Linked DNA regions of Homo sapiens: region 1 is linked to region 2. A link is a contact called in ENCODE Hi-C or POLR2A ChIA-PET data. All regions are on one chromosome and are shown on one strand. Each heading gives the region's core, a stretch centred on a gene start or an enhancer-like site at or near the end of the contact. The rest is flanking DNA. Distances are from core to core; before and after follow the strand shown.

Region 1 (4,072 bases), core at 746-3,245, 64 kb after region 2:
CCACCTTTGTCTGGAAACGTGTATTAATACAATGGTAGGGAATTTGAAGAAATAGGTGGTCACTCTGTCGTCACTTAGGACTATTTCAGCACATATGGGGAGACACTGCCTTTCAGTGACTTCCCCAAAAACATGTAGAATGATTGATGCATGCAAACACACTACAAGCACTTTTATTCACCACTATATTATGCAGCACCTAGCACAGTGCTACTATAAGTAGCCTCTGTCACAATTACTCAACCCTGCCATTTTAGTGCAAAAAGCAGCCATACACAATATGTAATGAATGAGCATGGCTGTGTGCCAAAAAGCTTTATTTACTTTATTTACAAAAGCATGCAGCTGCCTGGATTTGGCCTGTGGGTTGTAGTTTGCCAACCCTTGCTCTAAATCATTAGCGGAGAAAGAATAACAGCATGATGTATTATAAAAGCAGCCAATCCAGATGGCTAAAAATATTTTGGCTTTCCAGAAATTAAAAAGAAAATCTAGTCATGTGGAAAATCTGCTAGTGCAATTTGGGGAACATGCTCATGTGGGATTCTGATTCAGCTGTGGCTCTTGTCTGCAAGCAGAAAGCCATCAGATGGGGGTGGATTTAAGCACCATCCAAGGAATACCAGGTCCATTTGTAGACTGGCCTTAGGCTTTGTGATTGGTCCAATTAATTTCCCTCAAACAAGTTTCATACAAACCTACTACATCAACCAAATTTTGAAGTTAAGAACAAAAGGAGCATGTTGAAGCAGTATGATCTATGGTATATATTCCATGGTCACTTCAAATGAGTTTTGTGGATTTCTTTTTTTTTTTTTTTTGAGACAGGGTCTTGCTTTTTAGCGCAGGGTAGAGTGCAGTGGCATAAACATGACTCGCTGCAGCCTCGACCTCCCTGCTCAAGTGATCCTCCCACCTCAGCTTCCCTAGTAGCTGAGACTGCGGGCATATGCCACAGTGACCCTCTAATTTTTAAATTTTTTGTAGAGATGAGGTCTCACTATGTTGCCCAGGATAGTCTTGAACTCCTAGGCTCAAGCAATCCTCCCACCCCAGCCTCCCAAAGCTGGGATTATAGGCGGGGGACCACGTTTTAATCCTGATTTAGATCATCCTTTGATGGAGACATCTTTGAAACAACTTGGGGAATTAGGTATTAGATGGTATTAAGGAATTTCAGTAAATTTTGTTAGGAGTGAAAAATAACATGGTAATTATGTAAAATAATATTTATCATTTATAAATGTATATTGAAGCATTTATGTCATTATAGGTGACACAATGTCTGAGATTTGCTTGAAATGCTCCAGCCCCATTCCCCTCACCTCCCCAAATCACATGCAAGTTAAATAAAACAAGACTGGCAGAATGTTGATCAGTTTTAGAGTCAGACTTGCTATTATGTCCATATTCAGCCAAGCTTCAAACACGCCTAGCGGTTTCTTTTTTTTGTTTTGTTTTTTCTCTAGGAATGGTCTCTGTCTTGGTAAATTCGCATTTCCTTGATTCACCAGTTTTCCTTTAAGCCAGCAAATTTCTAACTCCATTTGTCTCCTCTTGTTGTCCTCATAAGGGTATTGAGATGGGATCCTATAAATAGAACCATTTACCATGCTTCTATATAAGACCAGGGTCTATTTTCTTAGTCATCTCAGGATGCCCATCTTAACTTATATTTTTTTTTCCTGAGAAGCATTTCAATTTGTTTTGGATTTGTGGTTGAATTTCCTGATATATAATTCTGTCTAGAAAAGGACTTTAGAAATCTCTTGAAGATGCAGTTTCAACCTTTAAGTTTATAACTCCACACTGACAGATAATTAATATTTAGCCCATTTCTTCACAGTAGACATTAGAGAATGTGCTCTATATGACAGGAAGCTGCTTTCTGTATACAGAACTTTTGGGTTTTTTTTTTTTGTCCCCATTCCTCCCAGACACTGCTGATACAGTAAGGTTGTTTCACTATTTACTTAGAATTCTGTATGTCATACCAATCATTCACAACAATCTTTAAGTTCACATTTTAAAATACGCCACATGCCATTCACACCTTAGATAAATATCAGCTAACACTGAGTCATGAATCATACTTGTGTTTACAGATCCATTGGGAGGGCAGCTATCTTGATAATCCATATTTGCTGAGCATCTATGATAGGCTAGGTTCTGTGCTTCATGCTTCACAAACACCGTCTCACTAATGGTAGTTAATAGTAATAAAGGCAGTTATTATTATTACAAAGATCATGTATTAGGCATCGGCTATGTTTCATCTGGCATATTTCCCCTTTAAACAGACAAAAGCCCTGATGTTGCTGGGGCTATTTTTAAGTGAGGCTGAGTAACTTACTCAAGTTTACTCAGTTATTAAGTGGTAAACTCTGACTCCCAGACCTTTATCCATCAGTCATTTGCATATAACTTGCATAATTTTTGCCATTCTGCATACCATTTGTACAATTATTTACAAAATATTTTTTAAATTGACATATTTTTCTTTACATATACACAGCCAAAAAGGAAACTAAATATTACTGTCATACATGAAAAACTGATATTATTTGCCACAAAAAGAAGGTAACCATATAAATAAATACAGTGAAATGTTGTTCTCTGCAGCCTGGGACTGGCTCCACTCTGATGTGCAGACTGATTTTAAAATGGTTCTCCTTGTAACTTCCATTACCCCATGGAGTCTACCACATAGATTATCTTGTGTACCCTCTGTGGCTTGGGTCCCACACTTTAGGCTTTATTTAATACCATTCAATGTGGCTTCACATAGGTGAGGATATTATGGATCATGGATCTCTGATGGAATGGAAGTAAATTACAGTCATGCCCTGGCAAACACACTACTGCAAATAACTAGATAAGAAAACACACATAAATAAGAATTTAATGAATAAATGGGTTGATTGTATTTTTTGGCAATACATTTTGACGATGTTTAGTTTTCCAGTGAGAGAGTTTTTTTATAGCTATATATAAAATAATATATGTGTGTATGTGGGATATATATAATTATACATACATATGCAACACATATATATGTATCATTCTGTTTATATTGGGAAGGCTTATGCTGTGCATATGCCTCCCGAAGATTATGTATGCCTAAACTAAAACAGTCCTATAAATTATACTTGCATAGGCTATAGTCTTGATTTATGTATAAGAGGTCAATTCATAAGCAATTATAAATGGAATGTCAATCATAGTCATTATCTGGCTGAGCAATGAACATTTATTAACTAGTATGAAAAATTCCTCTTGGTAGTTTTCGGCTGGCATGTATGTGGATGGAAGGTTAAGAGTGTTAAATCAATTTCACAAGCAATGAGAAGCCTATAATTTAAATGTCTTTATTCAATTGAGTATTGTAGGAACTTTGGTCTAAAAACATGAAGCTCTGTAGGTCAGGATCCAAAGTCTTTGGATATTAAAAAAGTTCAAAACCTTCATTTTTATGAGAAAAATTTCCTATTTAAAAGGCAACATGATTTGGTAGAAATATAAGTGATTTTTGAGTCAGAGAGACCTAAGTGAAAATCCCAATTTTTAACCTACAAGCCAGGTGACCTTATCTATGCATTTGGTCCCTTGTTTAGCAAGTGAGGGTAGTAGCTCCTTTATCAGAGGATTTTTGTAAGATTAAACAAAAAAATTAAAAATGATTAAGCCTAGTGCTTGGCTGATCATATCACGGTTTTATTTATTCAGGGGCCAAACGCTAAGTGCTAGGTGCTAGGGACACAGCAGTAAATAAGGCAGATATGATTCTCCCCTCAAATAAGCCAGATTAAGAAGATCATATTATGTGTCATGAAAGCAATTGGGAAATAAATCCAATGAGAGAGACAGTAAGTGGTGGGCACAGTAGCTAGCAATAGTTTCTCTGAGGAAGCAGCATTTAATCTGAGAACTGACAGTTGAGATTGAGCAAGATGTGGGGAGAATCAGGAGATGGCATTTTAGGGGCAGGGAGGGGTCTTGGGCAGGCCATTACTGGAGTCTGGGTAGAGATGACAGTGAATTGGGTTAGGGAGGTAACAGGGCAGATTTATCT
Region 2 (4,265 bases), core at 707-3,206:
CATTCATTTATTTATTCAGCAATTACTTATTGCATACCTCCTGTTTTCAGGCACTTTTCTGGAAGGCAAAGAAAATCAGGTGAAAATTGCTATGCTCAGAGTTAAATTCCCAGTTCTTTTGATTATCTATTGCAAGTACTTTAAACTTAGCTTTAGAAAATAAAGGCTAATGTGGGTCATTCTCCTATCTTTCAGCACTAGTCATCCTTTATAGACAGTGGGGTACCAGGGAATGCCCAAGCAGACAACAAGGAAAGGGAGACAACCCAGCGCCTGACTTTTAAAGCGATCCTTTTTTTCTCAGGCCTTGGTGAAGTTATAGGCACCACCTGCCTTGGGAAACAGTGAAACTTTTACTGCAGTTCAACAGTATCGCACTTGTTGAAGCATGCAAATTTGAGAAGAATGAGGTTGTAGGGGCAGGTGGATGGAGGGGGTAGTTGAAAATAGTTTTTGTAAAAGGAGAAAAAGAACGGAGCCGGAATGTCTGTTCCCTTTAGGGGAGCCAACACACCTGCAGCACCTGATACAAGCGTGAACATATACAATAAACATGGCTCAGTGCTTGGTGGACACAGAACTGTGTGAGCTCTAGAGAACCTTGTGGGATTTACATTGTGACAGTTTGTTAAACGCTGGAGGCTGTAATAGCAGATAAAGAACTGGAGCTATAAAATGATTGTTTCACTTCATCTGTTAGGTTAGGCAACATGTGGAGGTCATTGTTTCAAACAATTGAACAAAATTTCAAAGTTTTGTCTTTGTTCATTAAAGAAAATGTATATGACAAATCAAAGGTGTGTTTTATGGATTGTAGATTTAGGGTGATATTAAGAGACTTTTAATTTGGAGAATTGGTTCTTTGCAAAATAAGAAGGACTGGATATAATACAACCAGCTGGATATGGTGCAGGTGTGCTTGATTCATCTTCAATGGGCGTCAGCAAAGTAGTGGCTAAGACCTTGAACTTGGAGTCAAGATGGGCCACCCTTTATTTGCTGTGAATGTTGGCAAAGCTATGTCTCATTTTCTTCATCCATGAGTTGAGAATAATAATGGTAACTCTTCCATGGTTCTGAGGATTAATTAACACAGGTAATATATGTGGTGCCTAGCACATGGTAAGTACATGTTATTAATATCCATTTCTAAGGCTCCTTGGTGACAGTTTCGACCATCCTAGATATTTTAGTGAAGCTACTGTATGTATATGGATATTTGTCTCTCTGGTTGATTTTTCTAACGTTGGTTAAAAATGTATCCAGAAGAAGAAATAAAAATAACAATCATCCTCCAGTTTTAAAAGCAGATGAGTTCTTGAGAAGAGGGCAAATGAGTCTGTATATGGAGCACAGGCCCAGCCACTTTTACATTTTATTTGTTTATTTTAAAAAAGACCACATTTCGCTTTGTTGCCCAGGCTGGAGTGCAGTGGTGCAATCACAGCTGACTGTAATCTTGAACTCCTGGGATCAAGCAGTCCTCTCACCTTGGCCTCCTGAATTATTGGGATTACAGGCATGAGCCAACATGTCTGGCTGACCCAGCTACTTTAGAGATCAATAGTGATCTCCCATCTGCTCCCCCACAGGCATAACCAACAATCTCATGCTGAGAACTGATGCTTCTCTCTGCCTTTGCACATTGTAAACATGGTGCATTTGCTGCATTTTCCTATGATCTTCTGCTAAACTCAGGCCTTTTATTTACAGACAAACGGTGCGACTTTTACACAGGCATCATGGGAGTAAGCCCAAGATATTTTCTCACACTTGATTCCAGGCATGTGGGGTTTGGTTTCTTGATCAAATATCTGTGTTTGCTCTGTTTACAAGTATCTGATGAGCAAAACCAACAGAGGTGCTCCAGACAGGCTGGCTGTGCTGATCCCTTGGAAAAGAATTAAACAAAACCCAGTCTTTGTGTGAGTACTGTCCTAGCGTGCTGACTGATCTATTTGCTGATTAAATTCTTAACCTGTACCTATTTGATGCTTACGTCAGTTTTGCGTCTTTGAACCCTAATTTTGCAGTGCTTTAGTGACCAATTTATTTTTTTCAGTAAACTGCATAAATGACTCATCAGCAGGAAATGTGAATAAATAGTCAACTTAACTGAAAATACAAATAAACATATCTTTCTTTTGTGAGGAGGATTTGCTTAAAGGGGAAAAAAACCTTGGGAGGATGGACTATAGTTCCTAAGAGGGCATAATCTTCTGCTTTTTCTGTGGGATTCTAGCCCCCTTTTCTGGGCAGGGATGGCATGAGCCCAGCTACTAAGGAGATATCTGTCCACATGACATTTATTAGTTTAGAAGTGGTAGCCTCTTCATCAGGAATTTAAGTAATTTTTAAAGAGTTACCTGATGAGTGCATACATGTATGTGTACGTGCATGTGTACGCGTGTGTGTGTGTGTGTGTGTGTGTGTGTGTGTGTTTTCTGGAATCCCTGTAAGTCATCTTTCTGGTCACTCATGTAGCCAGTGCTATGACCTCATATAATTGGAACTCTAATTCTACTGCCTACTAAACAGTCAATAATATTGAGCACTATTAAACATCTCATGAAAGAATAGCATTAGAATTAGCACCCAGATGGCATCATAACCATATGGGCACAATAATGTGGATATAAAGACATTTTCTTGATTACCATATCCACAGGACCTTTGATTCTGGAATTCTACATGGGATTCCTAATTTCCATGTAAATAGTTTTGTTAGCATGGCAATCACAGGCAGTCATTACAAGAACCTGTCTTGTATCTCTTAACTGAGATGAAAGAGAGGCAAAACGGAGGTGGTGATGAAAGCATTGCATAAAGAGTGACTTTCCATATTTCATGTCTGGATTAAATCCAAGTTTCAAAGTTCAGGAGGCCCCCTGAGCATGCTGGATACTTTCACTGATGACTCATGAGAGGTGTACATATTTTTCTCCCTTTGTTCAAGCGTGGTGACCAACTCCCTCTGCCCTCCCATTCTTATCTCCTTGTAAGTGCCCTAGGTGAGTATTTCCCCATCCTTCCCATCCTGTGATATGCCTGGGAACTTGCTGAGACACCACACTAGAAGAAAGGGTGAATCTCCCAGGGACTTTCACGCCATTATGACTTTTTCTATTTTTGTATGGAAAATATGAACCTCTAATGTTCTGATACTGGAAATCCAGAAGCTGGGCAAGTAACAGGTAAAATTCAAGGCAACATAGTATCCAGCCACAATGAAACTGAAAGAATATGGATAGGCTTGTACATGGTTTTGTTTTAAAGTAGTTCTAAATACTAAAGTTACAAATATTTTAAATTTACACATAAATACATAGAATTCTAATGATGGTTACAATCATTTAATAATAATACATCAAAAATTAGCAAAAGAGGAGAATCCAAGACCCTTCCTAAAAACCCTAAATAACTTCAATAAGAGCTAAAATATCAGGATACAATGTCTAAAACACCAGCTACACTCGATTAAGTTTCAGGGAAAAGCCAAAATAGACTCTTGTCTCTCTGACTCTGGGAATTCCAACTCAGGATGACCATGAAGAGATATGGGGACATTTTTAGGAGAGCCGTTTCAGCAGATCTTGTAGGTGAATGGGCAGACACATTAGCAATCTGGTATGAAATTCATCTTGGTTATCAGCCTGGAGTATTTCCACGTATTGATATCCTCTTTACTATCTTTCCAATTTTATTCTATTTAGTATTTATTATATGCATAGTTTTATTCTATTTAATATTTTCTTAATTTTTATTAGATTCAGATCTCTGGTTTTAAGACAATATTATTATATTACTTCTAATAATGATAGTAGTTAATACTTATTTAGTGTGGACTACCTTCTAGGCACAGTTCAAATTGCCATACAATTATTTTCTCTTTAATCCTCACAATACATTAATGAGATGGGTGTTACTATTATACACATTTTACCGATGTGAAAATGAAGGCGCTTAGAGGTGCTATAACTTGCCCAAGGTCACACAGCTGGTGTGGGGTGGCAGGATTTGATCAAAAGAAGTTTCTTCTCTAGCCAATGGATCAAACACATGCTCGGGGTCCAATCTCTACAGCCTCCCTGCACTCAGTGAGATGCTCACCAGTGGAGGGCAAGAGGCATTCTTATCTCACTGACCAAGTGTGGCTGGCCTCTCTCTGCTCACTGTACTCTGACGTTTCTTCTGTAACTCCTTTCACAGTGGTAATTAATGAGGAGTTGGGTGTTTATTGTCTATTTCCTCTACAAAATTATAAG

Evidence for each region. A loop is a pair of places that touch in the nucleus more often than their neighbours do. ChIA-PET counts read pairs that join two places held with the same protein, here RNA polymerase II (POLR2A). Pooled maps may share reads with other maps.
Region 1: a loop to region 2 is called in a map of PC-9, with 15 times the contacts of the local background. The contact joins two enhancer-like sites. A Hi-C loop is called at or near these places in 3 of 168 maps with a recorded cell type or tissue (Caco-2, Calu3 and PC-9), 4 of 37 single-sample maps with no recorded cell type and 12 of 50 pooled maps. POLR2A ChIA-PET finds 5 or more read pairs at or near these places in 3 of 52 experiments (BJ, Caco-2 and activated CD4-positive, alpha-beta memory T cell).

What each region holds. Positions count from the first base shown.
Region 1 is chr5:143,657,741-143,661,812 of GRCh38, forward strand. No RefSeq gene overlaps it. Among named protein-coding and RNA genes, the nearest start is that of MIR5197, 20 kb to the right of the region's middle. Within about 2 kb of position 1,996, at least 2 of the 41 ENCODE cell types and tissues checked have a DNase peak (open chromatin) inside an H3K27ac peak, as active enhancers do; they include PC-9, where a contact is called at or near this core.
Region 2 is chr5:143,593,520-143,597,784 of GRCh38, forward strand. All of the region lies in intron 3 of LOC105378209 (a long non-coding RNA gene), which reads left to right. Among named protein-coding and RNA genes, the nearest start is that of MIR5197, 84 kb to the right of the region's middle. RefSeq lists enhancers at 1,722-2,921, 2,685-2,979, 2,800-2,944 and a cis regulatory region at 2,866-2,879. Within about 2 kb of position 1,957, at least 9 of the 41 ENCODE cell types and tissues checked have a DNase peak (open chromatin) inside an H3K27ac peak, as active enhancers do; they include PC-9, where a contact is called at or near this core.